Regions from separate parts of the Homo sapiens genome. Here region 2 is linked to region 1. A link is a loop called in an ENCODE intact Hi-C map of the cell type or tissue named here. Cell type or tissue: sigmoid colon. All regions are shown on one strand. Links, peaks and the distances in the headings refer to the core of each region. The heading gives the core; the rest is flanking DNA.

Region 1 (15,770 bases), core at 135-2,634:
CTTGCCCGGTCATTTGCAAATCTGCCGACCAGTGTCCCCATGTCACTGCCACTGATGGAAGAGGGGGAGGAATGGGCCTGGGTGATGCAACAGGGCTGCCCTTTCACTGCCGTGTCGGCTCCGGTCCTGCCCTCAGCATGACAGCCTTAGAGGTGCAGTGGCAGGAAGGGGAGGAAGGCGCCACACCAGGCACTTGAGTCTTTGTATTCACCCAGCTTTTCCCAGCTTCCTACTGTGTGCCATGCACTGGGCCTGTGGTCGGCATTCTGAGCCACTGTGCGTCCTTCTGGGGTAGCAGCTTAGTTATTATGAGTGTGAGCTGGGGCGGGAAAGTCCAGGGTTCGACAGCTCTGCCATTTACTGGCTGTGAGCCCCTGGGCAAATGGCTTAACCTCTCTGTGACTTGCTTGTCACTCTGAAATGGGAGTGAATAGCAGCAGTCCCCTTACTGGGTGGTTGTGAGGATTAAATGAAGAGGTACTATGAAGCGCTTAGCTTAACTCTTAAGCACAGTGCTCCAGGAATGCTTGATGCATAGGACTGAGGTATTTATTTTTTTAAAAATGAAAAGAACCAGAATGCAAAATGAGGTCTATCTACTGCCGGGGGTGGGGGGTCACAGTTGTTCCTTTTACATTTCTATAACGTATTTGAAAGCAAATTTCTGGAGTGCCCAAAGGCCTCATTTTCTGGGTATTGTTGGGAGTGGGCTGGGGCCCCCCGAAGTGGGTGGGGTCGAGTGGGGCTGCTGTCACTGTCCAAGCCGCTTGGGGCCAATTGTTTCCTGTAAGAGGCACCTCCTGCCCTGATACATCCGGCCTCCAGGACATTCCACGGAGAGACCAGCTGTCCCCCATCCCCATATGGCAGCTCCGGAGCTGCAGCCTCAGCCAGGAATTTCCGCTCCATACTTGGAAAAAATGTCCTGCCAGAGGATTCTTACCGTCCAGCAGAAAGGGTTGCAGAACAAAGGAGCGATCTCTGGAGATGAATAAAGCACCTTTCACGCCTGTGCTGCTGCTGGCTTCACCCACGCGCCTTTTCCTCTCCAGTGAGAGAGGGTGGGCATGGCATTACCCCCTCGGGAGGACACCGGGATCAGAGCAGGGAGGTGACTGGCCCCAGGCCGCTTGGCTTTGAGTGACAGAGGTGGGCCCAGATCTTGGCTTCCCAGCCCCCACCTCCAGTGCTGTCAGCCTTCAGGGTGTCTACCGGCTTCCAAGAAGTGCCTGGCTCTCACGTCTCCCTGTGTCCCGCCCTGGGCGGAGTGATTCACGCCCCCATTGGTTTGTGATTCATTCATTGACTCCTGCAGACATTCTTTGGGCCTGGACCAACTTGTGGTTAGTAACCAGGCTCTGAAATCAGACATGCCATGCCCCGCCCCCCCCACCCAGAATCTGCATGGTTCTCACTCTGTGCCTCAGTTTCCTCATCTGTAAGATGTAGAGAGTGCTGGCTGCACAGGATTGTGTGAGTGAATGAGATTTTGTATGTAACATTTTTAACATACAGCTGTCACATGTGAGGTGCTGAGTAGATACTGGCTGAATTTGCTCTTAAACCCGTCCACTCTATCACAGCTGCTCTTGTCAAGGTTGTCAGCGGTTTCTGTGCCATGGGTCAGCCTTGGTGTTGGTCTCACTGAACACATCAACAGCACCAGCCCAGTCGATCTCCTCCTCCTGTCGGCACTCGACCTCCAGGCCTCCACACACCCTTGGTCATAAGCCTCTCCTTCTCCGTTGCCTTTGCTCGCCCCCCTTTGCCCCAGCTCATTAGTGTGAGAGTGCACAGGGCCCTCCCTCCATCTCCACGCACCCAGCGTGCAGCACTCCCAGCTCCATGCCTCGGCCCGCGTCCAGCTGTTGACTCCCCGGAGGTCCAGTGGGCATCTCACACTGAACGCTGAGCACTTGGATCTTTTCGCCGACGTGCTCCACCACTGGCTTTCCCATCTCGGCCGATGGCAGCTCCACCCTTCCAGTGGCTCAGGCCCCAAACCATGCAGGCACCCTTGCTCCTCTTTCTTCCACACTCCCTAGCCCACCTATCAGGAAATCCCGTTGTCCCTGCATTCGGTACGTGCCTAGACTTCAGCCTTTCCCACCCCTCCATTGCAGCCACTACCTGGGCCACCACCACCTCTCACTCGGGCTGCTGCCTCCTCGCTGGTCCCCTGCCCTCTCTGTTGGGTCTGGGCTGAGCACAGCAGCCAGAGTGAACCTTCTCAACAGGGGCCAGCTCATGTCCTCCCCGGGCCAAAGCTCCCCAGTGGCTCCCGTTTCACTCTAGGGAAAACCCAGAGTCTCAGGGCCCCTTAGAGTGCTGTGTGATCCGCCCCCCCCACCCTGCTGACCCCCATCGCCCCTCTCGCTCCCACACTCCAGCCTCACTCTTCTCCAGCCTGCCCAGCCGCCTTGCTGTGCTCTGAACACGGCATGTTCCTGCCTCAGGGCCTTGGCACTGGCTGTCCATGCCGCCTGGAATGGCCTTCCTCCGGATCCCTCTGTGACTGACTCTCCCTCTTCAAGTCATTGCTCTAATGTCAGCCTTGTGGTGAGGCCTCCCCCAACCACCCACATGAAATTGCAAACCCACTACACTCCCCACATTCCCAGTCCCCTTTCCCTGCCCTACTTCTTCCTTCTTCCATGGCACATGGCACTCAGGATATAACTTGCCTGCTTATTAGGTTTGTTGTCAAGCTCCCTGCCCGGCATGTCAGTGCCCTGAGGACAGCGTCTTTGTTTTGTTCGCTGATAGGTCCCAGGAACAGTGCCTGGTATATAGAGAGCCCTCAGCAAATATTTGCTAAATAAATTGACTTTTTTTTTTTTTTTTTTGGAGACGGAGTCTCGCTCTGTTGCCAGGCTGAAGTGCAGTGGAGCTATCTTGGCTTACCGCAGCCTCCACCCCCTGGGTTCAAGTGATTCTCCTGTCTCGGCTTCCCAAGTAGTTGGGATTACAGGCATGCACCACCACGCCTGGGTAATTTTTGTGTTTTTAGTAGAGGTGGGGTTTCACCATGTTGGCCAGGCTGGTCTTGAACTCCTGACCTGGGGAGATCTGCTTGCCTCAGCCTCCCAAAGTGCTGGGATTACAGGCGTGAGCCACCACGCCTGGCCAAAATTGACTTATTTTTACCTAACAAACTGTTACATAACCCTTTGTTCATGCCAGGTACGATTATAAATACTTAGCAAATGTCACCTAATTTAATCCTCATACCAACGCTCTGAAGTAGATGCTGTTCAGCTCTCTGTTGAGCAGATGGTAAAACGGAGGCACACAGCAGTGAAGTAGCTGGCACAAAGTCACACAGCCTGTAGGCCACAGAGCTGGGTTCTGATCCTGGTCCTCGGGTTCAAGAGTCTGTGCTCTTGACCTCTCTGGTAAGCTGCCTCTCCGAATGAATGAAAGAGAGAGGGAGGGAAGAAGACCAGAAGGGAGAGAGGATTGAAAGAGATGCCAGCGCCTGAAAACTGCGAGCATTATTAGGTGTTTTTATTCTTATTTTTATTTTTTTTGAAATGGAGTCTCGTCGTGTTGCCCAGGCTGGAGTACAGTGGCCTGATCTCGGTTCACTGCAATCTCCGCCTCCTGGGTTCAAGCGATTCTCTTGCTTCAGCCTCCCGAGTAGCTGGGATTACAGACGCCTGCCACCACACCCGGCTAATTCTTGTATTTTCAGTAGAGATGGGATTTCGCCATGTTGGCCAGGGTGGTCTCGAACTCCTGACCTCAAGTGATGCACCTGCCTCAGGCTCCCAAAGTGCTGGGATTACAGGTGTGAGCCACCATGCCTGGCCTTTTTGGCGTTTTTTAAAGCCCATCTTGGAGTATAGGACCCCTCTGGCTGATGGTTTCTAAGCACATAGAGGAAAAGTAGGCTTGAGTTCTTGGAAAGGACATCTGTTTAGATGGCAGGGGAGGCCCTGGCTAGAGAGCAGCTGCCGGTTGCCTTTTTCAGCAAAGATGGCACTGAACAGCCAGCCGGTGCCTCTTACTGGGGGGAAGGACTGGGAGGTCAAGTTCCTCTGTGATCTAGCCTTCCACTGGGGACACGTGTGCCCAGACCAGCCTACCTGGTGCAGGCTAGGATTCTCCCTTGCAGCATAGCCAGGGCGTTATCTCTCTAATGGGCCTCTAAACACATCTCTGGCGGCAGAGGAGCTGATGCCGTGGTGGAGGTGGTCTGTGTTTTGTGTCCCAGAGCAGTCTGTAAAACAGTGTTTGGGCCTAATCAGCCATAGGACGGGTGGCCCTGTGTGCCAGCCTTGCTTGCTCTGGTGCCTGGCAGAGCTGCCCTCCTCACCCACCCATCACAGACTTTCTTCCCCATGGCCCTCCTTCCTCCTCCTAAGGACGCTGGGGTGGTCAGGGAGGCAGTGGGCAGATGATTCTGCCTCAAGAAAGCAGAGTTCCTGGCCGTGCTGAAAAGCCACTGATTTGATCAATACATGGGGTGCCCCGATGAAAACCTGGTGTTTCCAGAAGCCCCTGCCTGTGTTTATTTATTTCTGCCGCGTCTGCTTCAGCCACTGCAGTGAAGCGTCCTGTGGCGTTTCGCTCAAGTTCACTTGTGTTAGATTGCGCAGTGTGGAGCTTAGGAACCTTTGGGATCTTGGTTCTCACCTTTGGGATCTTGGTTCTCACCTTTGGGATCTTGGTTCTCACCTTTGGTTCCAAAAAGCTGTGCTCTGGGGGCATGTGGGAGGGAATAGGAGTGGCTAGGAATGCAAAACAGGCTTTTCTTTTTCTGTTATTGTTTTTGAGACAGAGTCTCCCTTTGTCACCCAGGCTGAAGTGCATTGGCATGATCTTGGTTCACTGTAACCTCTGCCTCCCGGGTTCAAGTGATTCTCCTGCCTCAGCCTCCTGAGTAGCTGGGATTACAGGCATGCACCACCATGCCCAGCTAATTTTTGTTATTTTTAGTAGAGACAGGGTTTCACCATGTTGGCCAGGCTGATCTTGAACTCCTGACCTCAGGTGATCCACCGCCTTGGCCTCCCAAAGTGCTGGGATTACAGATGTGAGCCACTGTGCCGGGCCATAACGGGCTTTTCTGATTGTGCTGCTGCTCCTGCTGCTGACGGGGGTGATGGTGGTGATGGTAATGGTCATGGTGATGGTGATGATAGTGGTGATGGGTGTAATGGTGATGGTGATGGGGATGATGGTGGTAATGATGGTGATAGTGATGGTGGTGATGGTAATGGTCGTGATGATGATGTTGATAATGATGGTGATGGTAATGATGGTGGTGATGGTGGTGAAGGTGATGGTGGTGATGATGATGATGGTAATGGTAATGATGGTGGTGATGGTAATGATGGTGGTGATGGTGGTGAAGGTGATGATGGTGGTGGTGGTGATGATGGTAATGGTAATGATGGTGGTGATGGTGGTGGTGATGGTGGTGAAGGTGATGATGGTGGTGGTGGTGATGATGATGATGATGGCTGCCATATCTGAGCATTTACCATAATGCTTATAACAGCTGTTCCTAATATATAGATGAGCAAACTGAGACTCAGGGTTAAGTGACTTGCCCAAGTTGGTGGAAGCTGGATTTTACCAGGTGCCTTGGTTCTAGAGTCTACAGCCAGCACTCTTAACTGCATGCTACTTTGCCTCCTATGATTAGTAAACCCTTAACGCCCCACTCAAGACCTCTTAAAAGTACAGAGCAGCCAGAATGACATCTCTAAAGGGTAGTAGTGAATATCACTGCTGCACTGCAGCCTGTTGGTGGCTTGTGAGGACAGTCTCTGTGGCTCACCTGCACACACGGCCCATCCTTCCTCTGCATCCTGTGTGTCCCACCATCCTGCCCGTCTCATGGCTCCTGCCGCCCAACAAGCTCAGTCCAGTCTCAGGGCCTTCTTTGTACCAGCTGCTCCCTCTGCCTGGAATTCTCTGTGCCCAGATCTTTCCCTTGGGTCTCAGCTTGAATTTGACCTTGAATGAGGCCCCTCTGCCTGCAGACTTTAGTCTCCACCACCCTCAGCTATACAAGATCTGGAATTCTCTTGTTTATCATTTGAGCCACCGCGCCCGGCCAAATGAACTGTTTTAAATGAACAAACAGATAAGAATGATTTGTGATGAACATATACGTTCTGAATGTGTTTTCCAGGTGCTAGAAATTTGTTTTTTAGTCGTTTAAATACTTCCCCAGCAATCTTGTTGACACTTCCTCCCCGGATAAATTGTCTGAGAGTAAAAACAGTGAATTTCATCAGAGCCTTCCTGTATATTGTAAATGAGCAAATTCTAGCTTCATGATGCCTCCCACCCCACCCCATCATTCCTTTCCCAGTGGCCTTCGGTGAGCGTGGTGGGTTGAGGAATCCCACATCCCTGGCTATACCCGGGTGCCCTCACTCAGGATACCTCACACTGACTTAATATCGCTGAGACCTTTTGCTTTGGCGTTTTGCAAGGTCCGTAAAAGAACATTCACTTTTAAATAAGACTCTGACATTTGTATAAAAACCTAGAATAGAACATACACCACTCTGCCTCAAGATCTTGTATTTCCTTTCTTAAAACCAAACACATATGTCCACCCAAAGACATATACGAGAATGTCTCTTGCAGCTTTATTCATAGTTGCCAAAAATGGGAAACAGCCCAGATGTCCAGCAGCAGCAGGATGAATAAACAAACTGTGCCGTAGTCATACAGTGAGACCCTGCACAGAAATAAAACAGGAACAGTTTACTGAAATAGGCGACAATGTAGGTGAATCTCACAGTCATGACGCTGAGTAAAGGAAGCCAACGCGAAAGACTGCACACACGATGCTCTGTTTCTAGGAAGCTGAGGAGCAGGCTCCCGAGGCTGGCGGCGTGGGAGTGGGGTTGCCTGCCAAGGGAGACGGGAGCCTTCCCCGGTGATGGAAATGTTCTGTATCTTGAGCTGGGTGGCAGTTACGGTGCGTGCATATATATGTAAAAAGTCATTGAGGCTGGGCACAGTGGCTCACGCCTGTAATCCCAGCACTTTGGGAGGCTGAGGCGGGTGGATCACTTAAGGTCAGGAGTTTGAGACCAGCCTGGCCAACATGGTGAAACCCCGTCTCTACTAAAAATATAAAAAATTAGCCTGGCGTGGTGGCACATGCCTGTAATCCCAGCTACTTGGGAGGCTGAGGCAGGAGAATCCCTTGAACCTGGTAGGTGGAGGTTGCAGTGAGCCAAGATTGCGCAACTGCCTTCCAGCCTGGGCAACAAGAGTGAAACTCTGTCTCAAAAAAGTCATTGAGCTTTACAACCTGTGAACTTTGCTGTAGGAATGTTATTCCTCAACAAAATGTATGTAGCATATTTTATAAAACTATATATTAAAACCTTTTAAAAAGGAAAATAGACACCCTCCCTTGCAAACACGGCTTGAGCCCCTACTTTGGGCTAAGCATTTTCAAGTGCATGATCTCATTTAATCCGCATGACCTCCCTGTGGGTTCATTGTTAACGTGTCCACTTGAGAGATGAGGAGCCTGTGGCTCAGAGAGGTTAAGTGACATGCTCAAGGTCACACAGCCGCTGAGAGACACAGCTGGGATCTGCCCTCTTTCCAACACACTTGGGACTTTCCAGGCTGTCTCTGGGTCTCCAAGTTCATGTGCACATTTTGCTCAGGAATGAGGCTGGCCTTTTCTGCCCCGGGGGTGAGCTCCCCCAGCCTCTTCCACCCCACCGTGACCCCAGAGTGGTTCTAATCTGGGTGCATCTTGCCCCCTCAGCATCCCTTCGTCAGCAGCATCACCAGTAACAAGGCTCTGCGGGAGCTGGTGGCTGAGGCCAAGGCCGAGGTGATGGAAGAGATCGAAGACGGCCGGGATGAGGGGGAAGAGGAGGACGCCGTGGATGCCGCCTCCGTAAGGCCAGGGAGAGTGGGGCTTAGCGGGGGCTGGGAGGACAGGATCTCAGCTGGCCCTGCTGGTGTGGGAGGGGCAGGGAAGGCCAGGACTCTGGCTCAGGCAATTTATTGCCAGCTCAGAGGTTGCAGACTCCCACGCTGCAGGTAACGTAAGATGGCATGTGGGCCGGGGTGAGGCAGCAGGGGGTGTTGGCCAGATCCCGATCCTGTGAGTTTTCAGGAGATACCAGAGATCTAGATTTTCACATGAAATCTTCCAATTTTTAAAAGTTGGTAACTGATTCATGGCTTCCCATCCTTTGTTCCTGTCACAGCTCACATACCAAATGAGACTGTTTTTAGCTCATTTTGGGATAAATATGGGAGGCTGCATATGGCCACAGGCAACACCCTGGCCCCCCTCTAGCTGCCCTCAGTGCCAAGGGGACCCATGTCTGGGCACATTTGGAACTCTTTTGCAGCTTCAGTGCTTGCTGGATTTAGATTGAAATTAAAGCTAATTTAAATTTGTAAAAACCCTGTGAGCCAAGGAAAACATGTCTGTGGGCTGGATTCTGGCCCAAGCTGTTGCTCCGTAATCCCTGGCCTTACTTGGGGAGGCCTCTTCCCAGGGATAGGGTGGCCATCCCGGTGGCTCCCTGTGCCTAGAGAAGCAGGGGCTGGACTTACCCATCAGGGGATGGAGCTGGCCCACATCCTTGTGCTGTGGACGGCACTGCAGCTTCCTCAAATTTAATTCAGTCCTGGGTGGAGCCTGAGGCTGGCGCAGACCCTCACCAGGGTGAAGAAGGAAAGCCCGAAGGGCAGGGCAAGCGGAATCATCACAACCACCCCCGCCATGCATGGAGCCCCTGGTGGCTGCCGGGCCCTCTACAGCTCTGACACAGGGTAACCAAGCTCCAGCTTACAGACAGGAAAACTGAGATCGATACAGTGAAGTGGCTGGCTGAGCCGATAGATGGCAGGGCCAGGGGTGGATTTGGAGTAGGAGAACCTCAGTGGGGCCTGGCTCCAGGAGGAGGTAGAAAGCGCTCACACCTGGCCTCATTGTCTGCATGCAGGAGGCTGATCTTTGTCCTGTGGGTATTGGGAGCCCCGAAGGGTTTCAGGCAGGGACTGGGTATTGGGGTGGAGGTGACAGAATCAGATCTGCGTTTTTGAGCCATCACTCTGGGTGTTGACTAGAAGGTAGATTGGAGTTGCTTCCACCAGCTGCCATAGCTGAGGTTAAAAACCGGTGGCTGGCAAGACCCAAAGGAATACTTATAGTATAAATCCATTCATACCACGTTTATAAGCAGGCACAGCTCATCTGTAGCACTTAGAGACCATAGGACAGTGACTATGTCAAGAGGTGGGAGAGCATTGCCACTGAGAAGGACGGGGCGGCAGGGGATGGCCCTCTGGGGCAAAGCAATGTCCCCTCCTGACCTGGAAAGTGGCTACATGGATACTCACTCTATTCACCAAGTTGGATGTTTATGTTTTATACACAGGAAGAATGTTCTGTTTCACCTTAGCATAGCAACATTTCCAGTACTTTCCACCCAACAAAGACTCTAAAAAACAAAAATGAAGCTGAAAACTTAGTGGCCACAAGGGCTGAATCCAGTCCCCAGACAGGCTTGGCTTGGCCTTTATATGATTTTTTAAAAAATATGAGTTAGTTGCCACCTAAAAATTAAGAGATGTCCATTAAAAACCTAGATTTCAAACTTGTCTTAAAAAATTGGAAGGTTTGGCTGGGTGCGGTGGCACACACCTCTAATCCCAGCACTTTGGGAGGCCGAGGCGGGCAGATCACTTGAGTCCAGGAGTTTGAGACCAGCCTGGGTGACATACTGAAACCCTGTCCCTACTAAAAAATGCAAAAATTAGCTGGGTGTGGTGGCATGCACCTGTAGTCCCAGCTACTCGGGAGGCTCCTCGGGAGGCTGAGGTGGGAGGACCACTCCCAGGTGGGAACCCAGGAGGTGGAGGTTGCATTGAGCCAAGATGGCACCACTACACTCCAGCCTGGGTGACAGAGCAAGACCCTGTCTCAAAAAAATAGATAAATAAATAAAATAAAAAATTAAAATTAAAAAACTGGGAAGGTTTGGCCACAGGGGAGCCATTTTCCCACATTGTCACAATTGGCTGGAATGGAGCGGCCACTGACCCCTCCCTGTGGGCCATGAGCTGGCCAGCTGGCCACAGCTGCCTCCTAGCAGGAATAACAGCTATTACATTCAGCTGAGATTAGAGATAGTGAGGAGATTGCCATGCCTCAAAATAAGTAGTAATTGTATTACGGTTAGGCAATAGGGAGTGCTGAAGACTGGCTAGGGAGATATCTGCTCTCCTTTCTTGGCGCTGGCCCACTTCATCTTGAGGGTGTCTGACTTTCTCCACTGCATCTCTGACTCTTGCCTTGAACATACAGCAGCATGGCCTTTAATATATATATATATATTTTTCTAGACCCTGGAGAACCATACTCAGAACTCCTCTGAGGTGAGTCCGCCAAGCCTCAATGCTGACAAGCCTCTCGAGGAGTCACCTTCCACCCCGCTGGCACCCAGCCAGTCTCAGGACAGTGTGAATGAGCCCTGCAGCCAGCCCTCTGGGGACAGATCCCTCCAAACCACCAGTCCCCCAGTCGTGGCCCCTGGAAATGAGAACGGCCTGGCAGTGCCTGTGCCCCTGCGGAAGTCCCGACCCGTGTCAATGGATGCCAGAATTCAGGTAGCCCAGGAGAAGCAAGTTGCTGAGCAGGGTGGGGACCTCAGCCCAGCAGCCAACAGATCTCAAAAGGCCAGCCAGAGCCGGCCCAACAGCAGCGCCCTGGAGACCTTGGGTGGGGAGAAGCTGGCCAATGGCAGCCTGGAGCCACCTGCCCAGGCAGCTCCAGGGCCTTCCAAGAGGGACTCGGACTGCAGCAGCCTCTGCACCTCTGAGAGCATGGACTATGGTACCAATCTCTCCACTGACCTGTCGCTGAACAAAGAGATGGGCTCTCTGTCCATCAAGGTAACACCGCCTCTGCCACCACGGGCTTGCAGCAAGACCATTGCAGGATGTTCTGTGGCTCCATTTTGGTTTCAAAAGCATTTAGGGGCTTCCTTGCATTTTAAGTGGTTCATTAGGGGGTTTTGGGTTTGACTCATAGTTTAATCTCCAAAATATCTGGGTTCAATATGGGATTTAGGAATGTAAAGCAGTTGGTTTGGGTTTAAATTTCAAAGCTTGGTAAAAGGCCCTGGTAAAATTTGGGAGAGAGAACTCTTAGGCCTTAGCTACAAATGAAGTTCTGTCATCCAGAGGTCAGCCACGAGACCCAGCTGATAACTGGTAAATCCAACTAAAGGAAACAGCTCAAAGCCATCTTCCCCGCCTCCGGGGCCTTTCTGGAGGTGGGCAGTGTTGCGAATGACGATAGCCACCGCACTAGAGGCCTGGGCTTGAGGCGAACCCTGTACAAAGTGCTTTAAAAAGAACAGACAGGCTCCTTCATCCTCTCACTTTACAGATAAGCAGATGGAGGCTCAGAGAAGTGAGGAGCCAGCCCAGGGCCAGGTAGGAGTGGGAAGATGGACAGACCCCAGGCTCCAAACTCTAAACCTTCCCAGTGGGAGCCATGGCCTCCTTCTTAGGGAGCTGGAAGGGGCTGACTCCTTTCCTGGCCTCCCCGATAAATCCCGGGGTGTTACTAAACTCACCATGGGTCACCTGACCCTCTACCCAAAGCTCATTTTAGAGGAAATACTGTATGATTTTGTTTTTCCTTCCCAAATGTACTTGGTGAAAAACACGCAGTAGAGACTCGAACATATTTGCTAAGCAAAGGGGAGTGACAGGAGCCGCAACGGCCAATCAGCTTTAGGCAGGGAAGGGAAGCACAGTTCCAACAGGCCACCGGGACAAGCATGCACAGCAGCTGTTACCTGTGAGCAGCGTCTTCCTTAGGACCGGCATCCTGCCACTTCTCTTCCTGAAGACACTGAGTGAAAAAAAGGTGTTTTTATTTGTTTTTTTAATGAGACAGACCCACCTAAAGCAGGGGCTCCCCTGCTCTTCTCAAGGCTGTGGAGAATGTTTCTGGTTGACTGCATTGCGTCAGGGACCTCAGGCCGTTCTCATGAGAGTCCCCCGCTGTGCCGGCACCCCCTGGCGTGACTAGGAGCCTGTTCCTTCAGGGATGGAGGCCCCCTGGCCAGGAGCAGTTCTCAGCAGAGGGCTGTGGCTGTGGGTGCCCTTTCTTCCCCTCCACTCTCACTCCTGCCGGCCTCTACTTCTCACTGCTGGCCTGACCCATCCTGACTGGGTCCTGGCACATGTGAGCTGGTCACCGTAGAGAGATGAGAGTCGGGCATGCTGGGTCCATGCTGATGCTGTCCAGAGCCCCTGGGCGAGGTGCCATGGGCAGGAGACAGGGGCCCAGACCTCAGGGAGCAAAAACAGTCTGCCCCTCTCGACTCAGCAGGAGTGGAGCTCAGCATAGATTTCAAGGGGTCAAGAGACCTGCCACGCTGGCTCCTCACTCCTCTTTCAGGGGCTGGGAGGCCCCGTGTTAGGAAGGCAGGGCTGGGCTACACCAAAAAGAGTCTTTGGGCCGGGCGCCGTGGCTCACACCTGTAATCCCAGCACTTTGGGAGGCCAAGGCGGGTGGATCACGAGGTCAGGAGTTCGAGACCAGCCTTACCAACATGGTGAAACCCTGTCTCTACTTAAAAAAATTAAAAAATTAGCCGGGCGTGGTGGCGCATGCCTGTAATCCCAGCCACTCAGGAGGCTAAGGCAGGAGAATCACTTGAATCCGGGAGGCAGAGGTTGTGGTGAGCTGAGACTGCGCCACTGCACTCCAGCCTGGGCAACAGAGCGAGACTCCATCTCAAAAAAAAAAAAAAAAAGAGGCTTTGAAACCAACCAAGAGGCCAGAGGCAGTGGGCAGAGCGGGAGGGTTATGGGGACACCTTCAGAATCAGAGCTGAGAACTTCCAGAGGGTACCACGTATTATGACACACAAACACCTCCAGGATCCCAGGTGGCACCTGCACAATCACTTGTGGCGTGTGCGATTACTCACAGGAAAAGATGACGATTATGCGTAATCTCATGGTGACTCCTAGCAGGTGGGGAGTTCAGGCCAGGTCAGCTTTGGCTACCAAACCAGTTATAAAAACAGCCTTTGGTTTTCGGGCTCCTTTGGATTTTGGCACCATGCGCGAGGATTGTGTGTGGTCTGCAGTAATAACTGTCAGAAAGAAATGCTAAGCATGGAACACAGGCCGGGAGTGGGCACTGCTCTGTGTGCCTGCCATGTGTTCTCTCACTGAATCTTCACAACCACCCTGGGAGGCAAGTAGTGTGACTATCCTCCCTGAACAGGTGAGGAAGCTGAGGCTCAGACAGGACAAGAGGCTGGCCCAGAGACACAGAGCAAGTAAGTGGTGCAGTGAGGGTTAGAACGCAGCTCTTTTTTTTTTTTTTTTTTTTTTTTTTTTTAGAGACGGAGTCTAGCTGTATGGCCCAGGCTGGAGTGCAGTGGCGTGATCTAAGCTCTCTGCAAACTCCGCCTCCTGGGTTCAAGTGATTCTCCTGCCTCAGCCTCCCAAGTAGCTGTGATTACAGGCACCTGCCACCATGCCTGGCTACTTTTTGTATTTTTAGTAGAGACAGGGTTTCACTGTGTTGGCCAGGCTGGTCTCGAACTCCTGACCTTGTGATCCGCCTGCCTCGGCCTCCCAAAGTGCTGGGATTACAAGCGTAAGCCACCGTGCCTGGCAAGAACGCAGCTCTTTCTGACACCATGTCCTGGATGCATGAGAGGTGCTGGCAGCAAGGTAGGGGAGGCCTCAGCACAGTTTCTGAAGGCTGAGATCAGGGAAGAGCAAGGGAATAAGCTCAGAACCCCCAGCTCCTAGGTTAAGTTGAGGCAAGAGGGACGATGGATGGCCACATCTCTCTGGGGGTGGTTCTGAAGCTGTGGGCCCAGCAGAGCTGTGGCCTCACCTGCTGCGACAGCCATGGGTCCTTAGCTGAAATGCTGAGACTTGTCTAATGGTTTTCCCTGGCCAGGACCCGAAACTGTACAAAAAAACCCTCAAGCGGACACGCAAATTTGTGGTGGATGGTGTGGAGGTGAGCATCACCACCTCCAAGATCATCAGCGAAGATGAGAAGAAGGATGAGGAGATGAGATTTCTCAGGCAAGCCTGGGAAGGGCCACCAATGGTGGTAACAGGGTGGGGCTATGGTAAGAGGAGTGGGCATTGGTCCTTTGGTGAGAGGGCTGTCTGTCTACAGCATGAAGTGGGGGAATCAAGGAGGCAAAAGGAAACTCATTTTGCCTGCGATCCTGCACTCCCCCATCTACCCAACCGTTCACCTATCTATCCACTCATCCATTCATTTATTCACCCATCTATCCACCTACTCACCTATCTACCTATTCATCTATCCACCCATCCGTCTACCCATCCTTCCACCCACTCACCCCTCCACCCATCCACCTATCTACCCACTCAACTTTCCATCCATCCATCCAACTGTCCACCCATTCATCTACCTATCTACTTAATCATCCATCCTTCCATTCATTTATCCACGCATCAATCCACCTACTCACCTGTCTGCCTATCCATCTATCCACCCAGTCATTCACCCATCCATTCATCCATCCATTCATCCACTCATCCACTGATTCATCTACCCACTCACTCACCTTCCATCTATCCACCTAACAATCCACCCATCCTTCTACTCACTCACCATTCCATCCTTCCCTTCATCTGCCGAATTATCCATCTGTTTATCTATCCATCCACCCAATCACCCATCCGTCCATTTTATCCTTCTATCCATTTATCTACCCATCTATCTATTTACCTACTCCCTATCTACCTTTCCGTCTGTCCACCCAATCATCCATCCAGTCATCCATCCACCCACCCACTCATCTACCCATTCAGCCTTCCACCTATCTACCTAACCATCCATCCATCCATCCATCCATCCATCCATCCATCCATCCATCCATCCATCCATGTATCCACCAACCCACCAGGTTGGAGACAAGGTGGTGACCCAAATAGATAAGGCCATTGCCCTTGTAGAACTTACACCTAATGGGCCAACATACAGTACACAAGATAATCCCTGATTGTGGTACATGCCATGAAACAAGTAACAGGTGACATGATAGTGAGTGCTTGGAGTAGGGGAGGCTGCTCCAAGGGAAGCCCCTGAGCCAGGCCTAAAGGATAAGGGGAGGAGAGCTGGGGGAGCCCAGGGGAAATTGCAGTTGCTGAGGCCCTGAGGGATAACTACTCAGCTTGTTTAAGGGACTGGTGGAGGGAGAGAGGGAGATCTTGACTAGGATGGGCAGGCTCTGGGCTCAGGCTGGGGCAGTGGCCGGGAAGAGGGAAAAACATGGTCAGATTTGACCTACATTTTGGAGGCAAAACCAGTGAGTTGGTAAAGGACTGGAACAGGGAGGAAGGTGTGAGGCAAAGCTGTTTGCTAGGATCAGCTTTATACTTTTCAGTTGTTCATCCCCCACTTACAGCCCTCCTTCGGGAGACCCTATTTCCACATTTTTTAAACAAATGAGGAAACACTATTTCTGGGCAAGTAAGTCACTTGCCCTGGGTCTTCCAGTTAGGCAGGGGTAAAGCTGAGATTCTAACTGGGTCTGTGTGTGTGAGAATTCCTTCAGGTTTCACTGGACCATGTAGCTGGCAGGGGTTGGGGGAGCTTAACACTTAGGGAGGCCATGGAGCCACGGAGTCCCCTGGGGGCCAGGCCTTTGCAGGGTAAATTCATGGTTAGTGTAGAGAAAATTTCTAGAACATTAATCACATATTTTTATACATGTGAATTAAAATTTTTTTAA
Region 2 (15,770 bases), core at 207-2,706, 50 kb after region 1:
CTATCCCTGCCTCGGGTGATCCCTGCCTCAGTGTGAGCACTGAGAGAGCCCGTATGAAGTGCCGAGCACAGCTCCTGGCAGGCCACAGGCATGCAGCGCTGCTGCGAGTATTACTTCTCACTCAGCCAAGTTCTAAACTCCCAGAAGCCTCTAGCATGAAACCCAAAATGAAAATCTCCCAAAGGATTCTACTTTTCCAACCCAGTAGGGTCGTGGTATCTGGATAAAGGCACTTCCCCCTGCTTTATAAGCTCCTCATGACAAGACTGATTCCCTGCAAGAAATCAACAGGGACTTGTCACTGCTGCCTATGAGAGAGATTTACATTTTGTAAAGCAGATAACTTACCTCAGAGAAAGAACAGCGAGGTTAGAAGAGTCTCACCCATGTCAGTGACCCTCATTCCTTGCCACAGATCTCCCTGAGGAAATTATATGTGAGACATACAGAGTATCTTAGCTCGGGCTGCCATAACAAACCATGATGCTTTAATTAACAGAAACTTCTTTCTCACAGTTCTGAAGGCTGGAAGTCTGAGATCAGGGTGCCAGCAGGGTGGGGTTCTGGTGAGGGCTCCCTTCCTGGCTTGCGGACAGCTGCCTTCTTGCTGTATCCTCACAGAAAGTTGCAAATTTACTATACCTCCCCACCACAGAGTTAATAAGAACTATTAACATATTCTGGACTATTCCTCCAGGCACTTCTTGGTGCATGTGATTTACGTATAGAGTTTGAATAAATGGGATTTATAGTCAAGAAGAAATAATAAATGAACGATGCTGGTGCCCTCGTAGCCACAGCGTGAGGTGTGTCTCAGTCTTCAGGGCCTGCGTCTTCTGATTTCTCACCTGTTCTGCCTGGAATCTGTTCCAGAATGAAAAGTGCCACCTCCTGGTAGAGCACGAAACCCAGAAACTGAAGGCCCTGGATGAGAGCCATAACCAGAACCTGAAGGAATGGCGGGACAAGCTTCGGCCGCGCAAGAAGGTAACTTTATCCGAGCTGGTGGGCTCAGTCTCGGGCTCTGCTCTGTGCCATGCACAGGCCTCTGGCCAGGACATGTTAGGTCTCCTTATTTTGGTGGACTCTTGCTTTGTGGCACCATCAAATGGATCTCCAGCCTGAGAGAGAGGGGAACTTTCTAACCCTTTGTGGCTGAACGCCCTGCAGCTTCCACCTCTGGAAGGGCAGCCTCTTGTTTAGCTCCCTCTCATGGACCGAAGGACTCCTGCCATGTGTCCACAGAGGACGCTGCAGTGAGTCAAACCAGCCACGCTGCTGGGCCAGAAGCCCAGCCTGTGGGGATTTTCTCTTAGAGGAAGTTATTCTGAGGAGTCAGAACGCAGCACAAGATAAACTGCTTGCCAATTTAGTTTTCTGTTGCTGTGTGATGAACTGCCACACACTTAGCAGCTTAAACCAACGCCCGTTTACTCTCTCCTAGTGATGGAGTTCAAGAGTCTGGGTGGGCTCTCTGGGTTCTCTGCTCAGGGTCTCACCAGGCTGCAATCAACGTTGTCAGCGTGGCTGGGCTCTTAGCTGAAGTTTCTGGGGAAGAATCACTTCCAAACCCATTCAGCTTTCGACAGAATCCAGTTCCTTATGGCTGTAGGTCTGAGGTCCCTGTTTCCTTGCTGACCTCAGACGGGTTATTTTCTAGAAGCCACCGGCACTCCTTATCACGTGGCCTCCTCCACCTCAAATAGCCAGCATGCATTCAGACCTCCTCGTGCTTTGAATGTCTCTGATATCCCTTTCTGCCACCAGCTAGAGAAAACCCTTTTGTGCTCATGTGATTAAATCAGGGTCACGGGATAGCCTCCCTGCTTGCAGGAATGATACCACATTCAGAGGTTCCACCCACACGCAGAGGAGCGGGGAGAGTTATATGAGAGAGAGTCACAGGGGTCATTTTTGAATGGTGCCTGCCATACTTTCACCTTCAAACCCCATGCCCTCGCTCAGTCCCACATCTTTCTTTACTGCCCTGTCTCTCTCTTTCTCTGCGAAGCCCTGTCACAATTTCTTCCTCCACCCACTGAGAAATTCCTTTCTCAGCCCACTGCAGCCGCTGCTGGCATGGTCAATACCAACATCCTGGTGGCTGACTCGCATGGATACGGCTGGCTGGACTTGACCTCCTGGTGGCAGCCAGTGCTGCCAGTCACTCTCTTCCTCGCCTGCCTTGTCCTCCTAGGCCCACCTTCTGCTGGGTTTCTTCTCTGTCACTAGCCCCTTTGCAACGTCCCTCGTGACCCATCTGTTGATTTCTTTATTTTATTTTTTATTTTAGAGACAGTTTCACTCTTTCGCCCAAGGCTGGAGTGCGGTGGTGCCATCTCAGCTCACTGCAACCTCTGCCTCCTGGGTTCAAATGATTTTCCTGCCTCAACCTCCTGAATAGCTGGGATTACAGGCACATGCCACTATGCCTGGCTAGTTTTTCTATTTTTAGTAGAGACGGGGTTTCACCATGTTGTCCAGGCTGGTCTTGAACTCCTGACCTCAAGTGATCCGCCCCCCTCGGCCTCCCAAAGTGCTGGGATTACAGGCGTGGGAACGTGGCTCTCTGCAACCTCTGCCTCCTGGGTTCAAGTGATTCTCCTGCCTTAGCTTCCCGACTAGCTGGGACTACAGGTGTGCACCACTGTGCCTGGTGGAGATATAATTTTTTTTAAATATTGTATAATGAAATGTGTCAACTTTTGGAAGATCTGCATAACTCAGTAAACCAATATTTTCTAAGTGACCAATGCATGATGTTACAGGATCATGGCTGGAGCAAAGTTACATCCAAGTGCGAGAAAGACCAGCGGATTTTTTTTTTTTTCCTGAGACGGAGTGGCGCTATCTCGGTTCACTGCAACCTCCACCTCCCAGGTTCAAGCGATTCTCCTGCCTCAACCTTCCTGAGCAGCTGGGATTACAGGCACCCGCCACCACTCCTAAAGTGCTGGGATTATAGGTGTGAACCCAGGAGTTCGAGACCAGCCTGGGCAACACAGTGAAACCTCATCTCTACAAAAAATACAAAAATTAGCCGGGCACAGTGGCACATGCCTGTAGTCCCAGATACTCTGGAGCCTGAGATGGGAGGATCGCTTGAGGCCAGGAAGTCAAGGCTGCAGTGAGCCATGATTGCACTACTGCACTCCCGCCTGGGTGACAGATTGAGACCCTCGCAAAAAGAAAAAAAAAAAAAATTGAGAAGCTGTCAAGTTCAGGCTGGTGGACACAGGTTTTCCAAAGTTCTCATTTTTGCTTGAATGCTCAAATTTTGTCATTGGCAGTAAATATCCTTAGTTTGTTTCCCTTGACGTGATCAGCTCAGTTTGTTCATTTTCAAGAGAGTGTTTGCTAAATACCCATATTTGTCAGTAATTTTTTTTTGAAATGGGGTCTTGCTATGTTGCCCAGGCTCATTTCGACTACCTGGGCTCAAGCAGTTCTCCTGTCTCAGCCTCCCAAGTAGCTGGAACTATAACACATGCCACCATGCCCAGTTGTGAGTTGTTTTTTAATCAAAATGATATTCTGCAGAATCAAGTGGCGAGTTCAGCCCACAACTCAAGATGATTGCACAAGAACAATACCAGGCACAAGAACAGGATCTCTAGACAGCCATCATGCTTTGACCGGCAGCAGGCGGGCCTTATGCATAGTTCTCATTTCCTCACACAGGACGTTAAAGGGCTGTGACCTTGAAGGTCAGGATTTAATAAAATGAACCATTTGTGTTGCACCATCAAGGTGATCTTAAGTGCAATTGGCTTTATTGTTTTAATTGAAAAACTTTCTAAAATACTATGAGTGGGCCTGGCATGGTGGCTCACACCTGTAATCCCAGCACTTTGGGAGGCCAAGGCGGGTGGATCACCTGAGGTTAAGAGTTCGAGACCAGCCTGGCCAACATGGCGAAACCCAGTCTCTACTAAAAATACAAAAATTAGCCAGACATGGTGGTGCATGCCTGTAATCCCAGATACTTGGGCGGCTGAGGCAGGAGAATCACTTGAACCCGGCGGGCAGAGTTTGCAGTGAGCCAAGATCTCACCACTTCACTCCAGCCTGGGCGAAAGAGTGAAACTCCATCTCAAAAAATAAAAATAAAAATAAACACATGTGAGTGCACGGTGGTGAAGAATACCCATTCAGTTAGGAGGGGCCATTGTCTTAATCCTCCAGAAGCTCCAGAAGTTTTACCCATCATTGCTTTTGTACCATTAGCACCAATATCAAAACAATGAAAAAGCAAACTGTGTCTTAGCAGGAAACTAGAGCTTGCTGCCCCTCCCCCACCCCCAGAAAGCGTTTTGGGCCCCCTAGGGGTTCGTGGACCACACTTCGAGAACTACTGTTCTTGCCTTATCTCCCGTGAGTCTCATCCCCGACTTGTGCTCTGAGCAGATTTCAGTACCCAAATAGATCTCCATGCCATATGCGCTTCCCTCGTTCCCTGCTGGGCTTTTGCCCAGCCTGTTCCCCTTGCCAGGAATTCTCTACCCACCAGCCTTTGCTTGGCCAACTTCTGTTTGTCTGCATTATTCAGGCCTCCCCCACGGAGGCTGTATGGTGTCTTCTGGGCTCCCCGTCCTTGCCCCTGTCATGGTGTTTATCACATGGGATTGCATTTGTGTGTCATCGTTAGCTTGATGGTTCATTCGTTTGTGTATTAATGCAACACATATTTCTTGAACACCTGCTAAGTGCCCCACGCTGTTTCAGACTCTAGAGACACTGCATTGAACAAAAGGGACAAGTCCATGCCCTCCGGAAGAACCGACCTTCTAGTAAGGGGCCAAGAAGCAGGGAGGGAAACAGCATGGGGGGGTCACAAAGTGAGGCTGCTTCAGACGGTGTGGCAGGAAGATGTCGTCTAAGAAGATGACATCTGAGCCAAGATCTGAAGGACCTGAGGGAGGGAGGCGTGCAGCCGTGGGGGTTTTCAGGGGGACATTCCCAGCACAGGGAAGAGCAACTGCAAAGGCCCGGACACCTTGCTCGTGAAACAAGGAGACCCCTGCGGCCGGAGAGAGTGGTGGTGACGGTGGGAGGTGATAGGAGGTAAAGTCAGAGGGGTGGGGGGCCTGCGTAAAGTCTGGCTTTTACTCTGTGTGAGATGGAAGCCACTGGAGGGTTCTGAGCAGAGGACAAGGTGGTCTGACTCATGTTTTGAAAAGGATCCCGCTGGCTGCCCTCAGGGGTCAAGAGTGGAGGCAGAGAGACCAGTCAGGAAACCATTGTGATAGCCTTGGTGACTAATGATGGCAGCTTGGACTAGGGTGGTATCTTGAACTAGGATGGTATCAGAGGTTGGGGGAATTTGTCCATTTCCTCTCTAGCTGGCACTCTAGACGTTCTTGCTGGTCACCAGCTTTGGGATCTTGGGCAAGCCATCTTCCCCGCTCTGGGCCGTATTAGTCTGGATTCTCTAGAGAAACAGAACCAAGATAGAGAGAGGATGTGTGTGTGTGTGTGTGTGTGTGTGTGTGTGTGTGTGTAGGGAGAGGGAGAGGGAAATTGATTTAGTTATTTTAAGGAATTGGCTTACACGATTGTGGGGGCTGGTAAGTCTGAAATCTGCAGGACAGGTCAGCAGGCTGGAGACCCAGTTGTTGTTGCTGTCTAGAGGCAGAATTCCTTCTCTCTTGTTTTCTCTGAAGGCCTTCAACTGATTGAGGCCCACCCACATGATGAAGGGTAATTTGCATTACTCAGAGTTTACTGATTGAAATGCTAATCACATCTAGAAAATACCTTCATAGTGACATCTAGCTGGTGTTTGACCAAACAGGTGGATACCGTGGCCTTGCCAAGCTGACACATAAAATTAACCATCACAGAAATCAGTCGGGCACAGTGGCGCATGCCTGTAATCCCAGCTACATGGGGGGCTGAGGCAGGAGAATGGCTTGAACCCGGGAGGCGGAGGTTGCAGTGAGCCAAGATCGCATCACTGCACCCCAGCCTGGGTGACAGAGCAAGACTCCGTCTCAAAAAAAAAAAAAAAAAAAAACCCAAAAAACATGGGACCTCAGTGTGGTTATTTGTACAGTGAAGCTATCAATACTGCAAGGTTATGTCAGAAGTTGCCAGCACATAGTACAGGCCAAGGACATACTCATTCCCCTAAACTCTCTGAGGAGAGAACTGCCCAAGTTACTCTTAATCTCATGCCCACGGGTCCTGAAGTCCTGAGGTTTGTTCTGCCATCGTACATCAGTTCTGCTTACTGTAACTGTGGTCTGGACAGGAGGCAACTGCCCATCTCAGCTGTGTGATGGCCTTGGGAGTCCTTGAATTGAGGCCTCCCTCCCTGCGCTCATGGAGCTTTCTGGCTGGAAGCTGGCCAAGATCCCAGACTTCCTGTTAGGCCCACGCTCATCAGTTTCTGTAACCATGGTCTGCTGGGACTTTCCATACTTGACAGTCAAGTCAATAATGTTCCTGCTGACATAGGTTGGTTCTGCAATCAGGAAATGAACGTCCACCTGGTTCTCTTACCTGGGGGTTCTATACCCTTGGCCTATCCTGAGAGAGTTTGAAAATGAATGATCGCGTTTCCTCTAGCTATTGCCTTATGTCTCAGATCGCTTCAAAGAGGGGCCTGGGCTCAGGGGAGGCACCACGAGTGTGCAGTTGGGAAGCCAGCATTGGACTTTGCCTGTGGGGGCTGCCTCTTTGCAGAATTCTTTATAGAATTCTTCTGTCATTAGCTGCTTGGGTTTCTGCTGGAACAATGACCCGGAGGTGATGATTTTCATTCGAGAATAAATGGTCTTTTACATTCTTGCATTACGGTCAGCAGCCTGTGAACCCCCTGCCTTGTATGGAGGCAGGGAGATGATTGTACATTGTGGAGTATTTTTAGAAAAATTCAGATGTATTTCGAGTAAGTACGGAATATCTGGTAGAGTCAATGAAGTGTTGCTTGGGTCAGTGTTCACACAGAATGTGGCCTCAAACAAGTCAAATCTTCCCTCCTGAACCCTGGCTTTTCGGGCTGTAAAATGTAGATAATATTTATTTCCTTAAAGTAGGTGTTAGCAAACCACTGCCAATGTCCTAATCTGGCCCACCACCTATATTTGTAAATAAAGTTTTATTGGAACACAGCCATGCTCGTTCATTTACAGATTGTCTGTGGCTGATTTTGTACTACAGTGGCAGTTGAGTAGTCACAATAGAGACCAAATATGTCCTGCAAAGCCAAAAATGTTTACTATCTGTCACATAACAGAAAAAAGATCGCTGACTCTGGCGTAAGAAGGTTGTATTGAGAAATATATGTGGTGGGTAGAACAGAATAATGCTTAAACAGCCCAGGCTTTGGAGTCACACAGGTGGGATGAAGTCCTAACTCCTCCATTACTAGTTGTGAAACCTTGGGCAAGTTACTAAACCATTCTGTGCTCAAAAAGTAGTAGCTATTATTATTAAATTGTTGGTATTCCTAGAGCAGAGGTCCCAAACTGATAGCCTATGTGCTGGAATTGGCTTACAGGCATGGTATGTTTGGCCAACATAGTGATGTAAAAAAAATTTTTTTTTTTTTTTTTGAGACAGAGTCTTGCTCTGTCACCCAGGCTAGAGTGCAGTGGCACGATCTCGGCTCACTGCAACTTCCACCTCGCCTCAAGTGATTCTCCTGCCTCAGCCTCCCAAGTAGCTGGGATTACAGGCACACACTACCAGACCTGGCTAATTTTTGTGTTTTTAGTAGAGATGGGGTTTCGCCTTGTTGGCCAGGCTGGTCTTGAACTCCTGACCTCAGGTGATCCGCCCGCCTTGGCCTCCCAAAGTGCTGGGATTACAAGGCTGAGACACCGCACCTGGCCTGTAAATTGTTTAAAAGATGTCCACTTTTAAGTATATAAGGAGATTTTACATTAAAATCTTGATTTCCAGTTTCTTTAGAAAATCCTAGGCCAGGCGCGGTGGCTCACGCCTGTAATCCAAGCACTTTGGGAGGCCAAGGTGGGTGGATCACATGAAGTCAGGAGTTTGAGACCAGTCTGGCCAACACGATGAAACCCCTTCTCTATTAAAAATACAAAAATTAGCCAGTCATGGTGGCAGGTGCCTGTAATCCCAGCTACTGGGGAGGCTGAGTCAGGAGAATCACTTGAACCTGTGAGGCTGAATTTGCAGTGAGCCAAGATAGTGCCACTGCACTCCAGCCTGGGCGACAGAGCAAAACTCTGTCTCAAAAAAAAGAAAAATATTTCTGGTAGGATCCAATTTACCTAGATAAACTTGCTTGTGCCCAAGGGAACCTCCCGCAGTGCTTTTCAACTAGAGCTCTCCTCTGAGTTACCTGAAGAGTTTGTACAGTACAGAAGGCCTTGGTCCCACCACAGATCTTCAAAATCCGAACCTCTGGGTTTAGGCAAAGGCACGTGTATTTTGTTTTTGTTTTTGTTTTTGTTTTTGAGATGGAGTCTCGCACCGTCGCCCAAGTTGGAGTGCAGTGGCGCAATCTCAACTCAGGCATGTGTATTTTGAAAAAAAAAACTTCTGACATCTCTGCTTCCTTTGCTGCTCAGTCTCTCTCCATCTTCTCCCTCGGGTTTTTCTCCAGTCATTTGGCTGTTTTCCTGCCAGGGGATTTGCATCTGCTTTTTTTTCCTCCCTGCCCCGTCTAGATTGACATTTCCCCCAACTGTACCCTTCAGTCCACAGGGAGCTTCTGAGTGGCGGTGGCAGGAGGTGGTACTTACCTCCTGTGGGAGGAGCTCTAGGGTAGGAAATAGGGAAGCCGTAGTTTCTCAAGCACTGAGGCCTGGAAGGGAATGTTCCAGAGAAGGCCATGTCAGTGGGGGTCCTGTGAGTGGGAGACCCACGTGTGGCCTGCAGATCTCACCAAGTGCCATCCATCCTCTCTCTTCCCTAGGCTCTGGAAGAGGATCTGAACCAGAAGAAGCGGGAGCAGGAGATGTTCTTCAAGCTGAGCGAGGAGGCGGAGTGCCCAAACCCCTCCACCCCAAGCAAGGCCGCCAAGTTCTTCCCCTACAGTTCTGCGGATGCTTCTTAACAACCGCCCGGGGCTGTGGCTGGCAGCTTGGTGGGCCCCAGGGCCTTCTCCTTCATTCTCTGTGAACATGTAACTCAGGACCCCTTTTCCCTCTTGCGTCTGTGCCAGCTCAAATCCAGCCCCTCGCCCTGTGCCACCCCAACTGTGCCTGATAGACCTGCCCCAGCGTTCCTGACTTCTTGCTGGCCTGTGGAGGGTGAGGTGTAATTATTTGTCACCTGAACCTAATGTATATTCTCCTTGAGCCCCAGATCCCTTCAAGCTGGAAGGGATGGGGCTGTTGGTGGGGTCAGGGTCCAAGAGGAATGGGTGTTCTGTGGCCTCGAGTCCTCTCCTGTTTGCGAAAATACCAGTTTTGCTCTCTGTGGGACAAAGCACTGCTGATGAAGTCCCCGTGGGCTCATCCGGGCTGGAATTCTTGGTTTTTCAGCCATTCCCTGCAGAGTCACTCAATCATCAAGTCCCTCACAGCCATTTCTGTTCCCAGAGGAGCCAGGCCTGCAGCTGGCTGCTCAGGAGATGGCCTCATTCCTCCTGTTCTCCCAGTTTGCTTTCCACTTAAGACAAAGCCTTGTCTATGTGGGGGGCGGGGACCGGGGAAAGAGGGAGGCTGAAATGTTTATTCTGCTTCTCCCGTGTTTCATGCCATCTCGCGTCCCCCTTCCTGCACATGGGTGTGAATGCACACACATACGCGTACACACAGGACTTGGTCTGCTGGCCTGGCCTCTTCTGCCCAGGTGGGTTGGAACACGTTTGCTGCCTGAGCCTGTGCCACTGAGCATGTTAGGTGGAGCAGTTGGTGTGGCACGTGCGGGGTGTTGGCACCGGAGGCATGGAAAAGCACAGGCTGTACTGCCAGGCTGCGATGCGTGCTGGCCCCCGCACAGGCTCCTGTGTGCAGGGACTGATTCCTCAGCACACGAGGCTTCCACAACCCAGTCTGCTCCATAGCACTCTGGCCCACCCTGTCTGCAGGTGAAACAGGAGGGCTGTTTGCCTCTGCCCCATCCCCCCGACTGTGTTCAGGAGTCCCACCTTGCATTTCAGACCTGGGCTGGCAGTCTGTTGGACTTCTCTTCAGGAAGAAAAAGCATCAGGGGGAAATGGAATGCCCCTGCCCCAGGAACATGGCAGAAGCACAGGTTCTGTACCTCAGATGGACTCCTGCTGGGCCTTCGGGGTCTCAGTTGGCTTCCCCCAGATTCTGATTCTACAGCTGCAGAATGTATATAACGCAATAAAAGCAAATGTTTGAACCAGTATGCGGGTTTACTTACAAGGAAACCTTTTTTCACCCTGATTTCTAATTATTTTATTGAAACAACTATAAAATGTATGGTTTCTCCAGGAAGATATCTGCTTTTTAAAACAACAAACAAGAACAACAACACAAAACTGGTAATGATTTGGAGTAATCATGCGGGCATATTGAGTCTGGGTAGTGTTTCGCTGGTGGTAGAGTGGTTGAGACTTCCTGGGAGGACTTTTTCCGCCTTCACTCCTACAGATTTAAGATTCTTTATTTTTAGGCCGGGCATGGTGACTCACCTGAGGTGAGGAGTTCGAGACTAGCCTGGCCAACATGGCAAAACCCTGTCTCTACTAAAAGTACAAAAATTAGCCAGGCGTGGTGGTGCATGCCTATAATCCCAGCTACTCGGGAGGCTGAGGCAGGAGAATCGCTTGAACCCAGGAGGCAGAGGTTGCAGTAAGCCAAGGTCACACCACTGCACTCCAGCCTAGGTGACAGGGCGAGACTCTGTCTCTCAAAAAAAAAAAAAAAAAAAATTCTTTGAGACAGGGTCTCTAATATGTTGCCCAAGCTGATCTCAAACTCGTGGCTCAACTGATTCTCCCGCTTCAACCTTGAGTAGCTGGGACGACAGATACATGCTACTGCACCCAGCTAGGTTAAGGTTCTGTATACTCTGTCTTTCTAAAGCAATTCCCTGGAAATTTTCTCAACATTGGTTATAACTGAATGCTTGGGAAGGGAGGGGCAGCCCTTCAACAGGAAAAGGGGACTGCCCAAATCTTAAATGCACAGTCAAGATTCTCTTGGAGCTAGCAATGGTTCTCAGGTTAGTGAGCATTTAGCTTGCCTGCTGCAGAATTTGACCCAGATGGGGGTGTTTTTTAGGTCTCTCACAAATGAGACAAGCGAAACAATTGTCTCCTTTTATTCTCTTTGGTGCATTGGTGCTGGGGAAACATGAACTAGCGGCAGTGTAACTGCAGAACATAGACCCAGTTCTACCAGGCCAGGCCAGCGTTGGGAACCACCAGACAGGGCTGCTTTGGGCTTTGCTTACAGTATTTCCATGTGTAGCCTGGCGTGTGAGAAAGTATTAGGTGAAATGCCAGTTTCATGGTTCAGGTGAAAGTCTGTGATCATTCCCCTCGTGGCTCGTCCTTCACATCACTTTTGCCCTTCAAGGAGTTGCCGCGTCCCCGCTCAGTGCCGCCTGAGCCCTCAGAGCTCCCCTGTGCTTTTCTGGATGGGGACTGGCGGGGTCACCTAGCCTCACCGTGGAGCCACCGTGCAATGCCCATCTCTGAGAGGCCCACGCGGTATTCCTCGTGCCCTGTGTTAGTGCTTTCTGTATAAGGGACAGACAGAACTGGGTTTTTTTCCTCTGTCTGGTTTTAGAGTAAATGTAACTAACTTTTATTTTCCCTTTATGAAAGATAGAAATTATTTTTATGTAGTTTCCAGACTTTATACAAAATTTTTGTAAAATGTTCTCTGGAAAGTTAACTACAAGAATGTAAATATGCTTCTAATAAAATAACAAGGTTATTTGCCGTTCAGGTTGTTCTTTTGGATTGGGGTGGAAAGCAGGGCACACTTAACCATACTCACCCGGCAAGAAAGGGCTTATCTTCCAAGTACGCAGGTGCCTCCCAGGTCATACGGCAGCTCAGACTTCGGGTTTCTCTTTGGAAAGACATTATGCTTGGCTGAGAGAGAGCATGTCATGGGGCATGTTCTCTACAGACATTTAATATCATTCTCATTTAACAACAAACATTCATTGACCCCAAAAAGTTTTCACCTGTTAATGTACTGAATCCTTTCAACAATCGGAGGAAGACACCATCATTCCCATTTTATGTATTTATTATTTTTTTAGAGACAGGGTCTCCCTATCACCCAGGCTGGAGTGCAGTGGCATGATCATGGTTCACCGTAACCTCAAACTCTTGGGCTCAGATGATCCTCCCACTTTATCCTCCTGAGTAGCTAGGATTATAGGCATGAGCCACGGTGCCTGGCTTTTTTTTGTGGAGACAGGCGACAGGGCAGGGGGGATCACTATGTTGCCCAGGCTGGTCTCAAACTCCCGGCTTCAAGCAATCCTCCTGTCTCAGCCTCCCAAACAGCTGGAATTACAGGTGTGAGCCACCCCCCACCACACCAGGCTCATTCTCATTTTCTAGATGAGGAAATGGGCACTAGGCAAAGGGAAGGGTCAAGCCAGTTCTCAAAACACTGTAAGTGACGCCTATAAGGTTCAAACCTGGACCTTCTGCCAGAGGTGTTTCTGGCATACCTCCCGTGTCTCACTCAACTGCCACTTGAACTAATCAAGGGTCGTACAGATGCCTAGCCACTAGCCATCCCTGCCGTATTTAAAAGAATCTGTCTGCCATGCCTCTGAAACACGATTCAGGCTTTCTTAACTTTGGGTCCATAGACTCTTCCCACAATGGATCCATATGTAGAATTCAGGGTGTCTTGGTATCTGGATGGCAAAAGATTTGGTCTTTAGTTTTACTACAAACTGTAGTAGTATTAGCAGTAGCTGTGACTGTCACCAGTAGAAATCCCAGATATTTCATATCACATTGCAGCTGTGGTAGAGATCTCAAAATATTTTTATCACTTTGAAATTACAGTAGCTATTAGACCTATTACTAGATCTTGTTATTTAACGTGCATATGTGTATATACATCCATATATCACATTACATGGGCATATATATCACATACAAAATATATACAGGTTTTCCAGTATTTTGTTACCTGTATTCCATATGATTGGTTTCATTTGTAATCTATGTGCTTTATATTACACACTTGAAAATATTATTCTGAGAAGCCACCAGGCGCAGTGGCTCAAGCCTGTAATCCTAGCACTTTGGGAGGCCGAGTCGGGTGGATCACTTGAGGTCAGGAGTTTGAGACCAGCCTGACCAACATGGTGAAACCCCGTCTCTACTAAAAATACAAAAATTAGCCAGGCGTGGTGGCACACCTGTATTCCCAGCTACTCGGGAGGCTGAGGCATAAGAATGGCTGGAACCAGGAGGCAGAGGTTGCAGTGAGCCGAGATCGTGCCACTGCACTGAAGCCTGGGCGACAGAGCGAGACTGTCTCAAAAAATATGCATTATTCTGAGAAGGGATTCATATTCTTTGTGGAATGCCAAAGGAGTCCACGGCGCAAAAAATGATTTAGAACCCCTGTTTCTTCAGCCTTGAGTTGTCTCTGTCCCAGAAACCTTCTGACCAGCAGGGGGCAGGCCGCAGCCACAAGGTCAGTGCGGAGTTCACATTGATTACTGTCTGGGGGATACAAACAAATAAGCAGCCGGCCTGCCTGCCATTAAGGGCTAGAAAAATGATTGAGGTTCTAGTGAAAAATAATTCATGAAACTGACAAAACAACAGTGCATTAGAGGATTCTTAGGACTCGGGAAATGAGATCATTCCTCATTCGACACCTCTTAAGCACCATGTGCTGGAGATGCCGAGATGAGTAAGACACTGACACTGTCTCCTTGTCCTTGTAGGGAAACAGACCTGGAAAAGCAGAGTGTAAGTTCAGACTGACGTTGCCTGGGAGAATCAGGGAAGACTTCCCAGAGAAGGTGATGCTGAGTCTTGGAAGACAAACTAGTATGTGCCAGAACGTGTGCATTCAGAGACTGCGATATCGTTTAGGGTAAATGCTTTATGGGTCATGAGGCTGAAGAGATGGACAGGTCCAGACTAACATGCCAGGCTAAAACACTTATCTATCCCAAGGGCAGTCAGAAGAAGGGGAGTTTACTCAGGGGAAGGACAGTTGAAATCATGGCCTTAGCAATTCAAGAGACCAGCTGAAAAAGACTGAGATGAGGTTAAAAGAGTTTTTTGGCCACAGAGGTTTGAGGCTTTCAGAAGGAAAGGGAAGACTGCAGGCTCCATGAGGGGAGGAAGTAAGACTTTTTTTTTTTTTAATGGAATCAAGCTCTGTCGCCCAGGCTGGAGTGCAGTGGCGTGATCTTGGCTCACTACAACCTCCACCCCCCGGGTTCAAGCGATTCTCCTGTCTCAGCCTCCTGAGTAGCTGGAATTACAGGCATGCACCACCACCACGCCAGACTAATTTTTATATTTTTAGTAGAGACGGGGTTTCACCATGTTAGTCAGGCTGGTCTCGAACTCCTGACCTCATGATCCGCCTGCCTTGGCCTCCCAAAGTGCTGGGATTATAGGCGTGAGCTACTGTACCCGGCCGGAAGTAGGACTTTTTAGCTGACGCCTTGCTATGGTGTAAATGTCCCCTCCAAAACTCATTGAAATTTAATTGCCACTATAAGGATATTGAGAGGTGGAATCTTTAAGAGGTGATTAGGTCATGAGGGCTCTGCCCTCATGAATGGACTAATACCATTATTGCAGAAGTGAGTTAGTTATCATGGGAATGGATTCCTGATAAAAAGGATGAGTTGGCCCGACATGGTGTCTCACGTCTGTAATCCCAGCATTTTGGGAGGCTGAGGTGGGTGGATCGCCTGAAGTCAGGAGTTCAAGACCAGCCTGGCCAACATGGTGAAAACTCCATCTCTACTAAAAATACAAAAATTAGCCAGATGTGGTGGCGGACACCTGTAATCCCAGTTACTCAGGAGGCTAAGGCAGGAGAATCGCTTGAACCCAGGAGGCGAAGGTTGCAGTGAGCCAAGATTGCACCACTGCACTCCTGCCTGGGTGACAGAGCAAGATTCCGTTCCCCCCTCCCCACCCCAAAAAAAGGATGAGTTTGCCCAATTCCCTCTCTCTGTCTCATGTGCTCACTTCTGTCTTCTATTTTGTGCCATGGGATTACCCTTGCCAGACACTGGCATTATGCTCTTGGACATCCCAGCCTCCAGAACAGTGAGTCAAATAAACTTCTGTTCTTTATCAATTTACCTAGTCTATGGTATTCTGTTATAGCAGCAGAAAACTGACTAAGAGAGAAAATTGGTACTGAGTAGTGGTCTGTTGCTATAACAAACACCTGTGAAAAATGTAGAGGCCACTCTGGAACTGGGTAATGGGTAGAGGCTGGAAAAATGGGAAGAAGCAGGCTAGAAAAAGCCTACACTGCCGTGAATGGAGCATTAAGGGTGATTGTGGTGAGGGCTCAGGAGAGAAGAGCCGTGGGGAAAGTCTGAATCTTCTAAGACATTACTTAAATGCTCATGACCCGGATGTTGATAGAAATATGGACAGTAAATGCCATTCTGTGTGAGGTCTCAAATGGAAATGAGGAACAAGGTATTAGAGACTGGAGTAAAGGCCATTCTTGTTACATAGTTGAAAATAACTTGGTGGAATTCTGTTTGTGTCCTAGGACTTTATGGAATTTAGGAGCAATGAACTAGGGTATCTGGCAAAAAAAAAAAAAAAAAAAAGCAGCTAAGCAACAAAGCATTCAGGCTGCTGCATGGCTGCTTTCAATGACATACAGTGAGATGCA

What was found. Peaks named below come from ENCODE experiments on the same cell type or tissue, not always from the same donor. Only the 100,000 strongest peaks of a DNase experiment are listed, where the experiment ranks them.
Region 2: it touches region 1 in a loop (2.1-fold over the local background); 13 of 110 quality-filtered maps call a loop at or near these places.

What each region holds. Positions count from the first base shown.
Region 1 is chr5:172,088,547-172,104,316 of GRCh38, reverse strand. It overlaps STK10 (serine/threonine kinase 10), which reads left to right. Exons shown (of 19, transcript NM_005990.4): 8 at 7,757-7,891; 9 at 10,357-10,905; 10 at 13,955-14,085. Among named protein-coding and RNA genes, the nearest start is that of FBXW11, 90 kb to the right of the region's middle. RefSeq lists an enhancer at 1,685-2,471. In sigmoid colon, for the core only: no CTCF peak of the experiment used is centred there; DNase peaks (open chromatin) are centred at 846 and 1,256.
Region 2 is chr5:172,038,146-172,053,915 of GRCh38, reverse strand. STK10 (serine/threonine kinase 10) reads left to right here. Exons shown (of 19, transcript NM_005990.4): 18 at 874-987; 19 at 8,894-11,837. The coding sequence ends at 9,034. Among named protein-coding and RNA genes, the nearest start is that of FBXW11, 39 kb to the right of the region's middle. In sigmoid colon, for the core only: a CTCF peak has its summit at 1,199; a DNase peak (open chromatin) is centred at 1,255.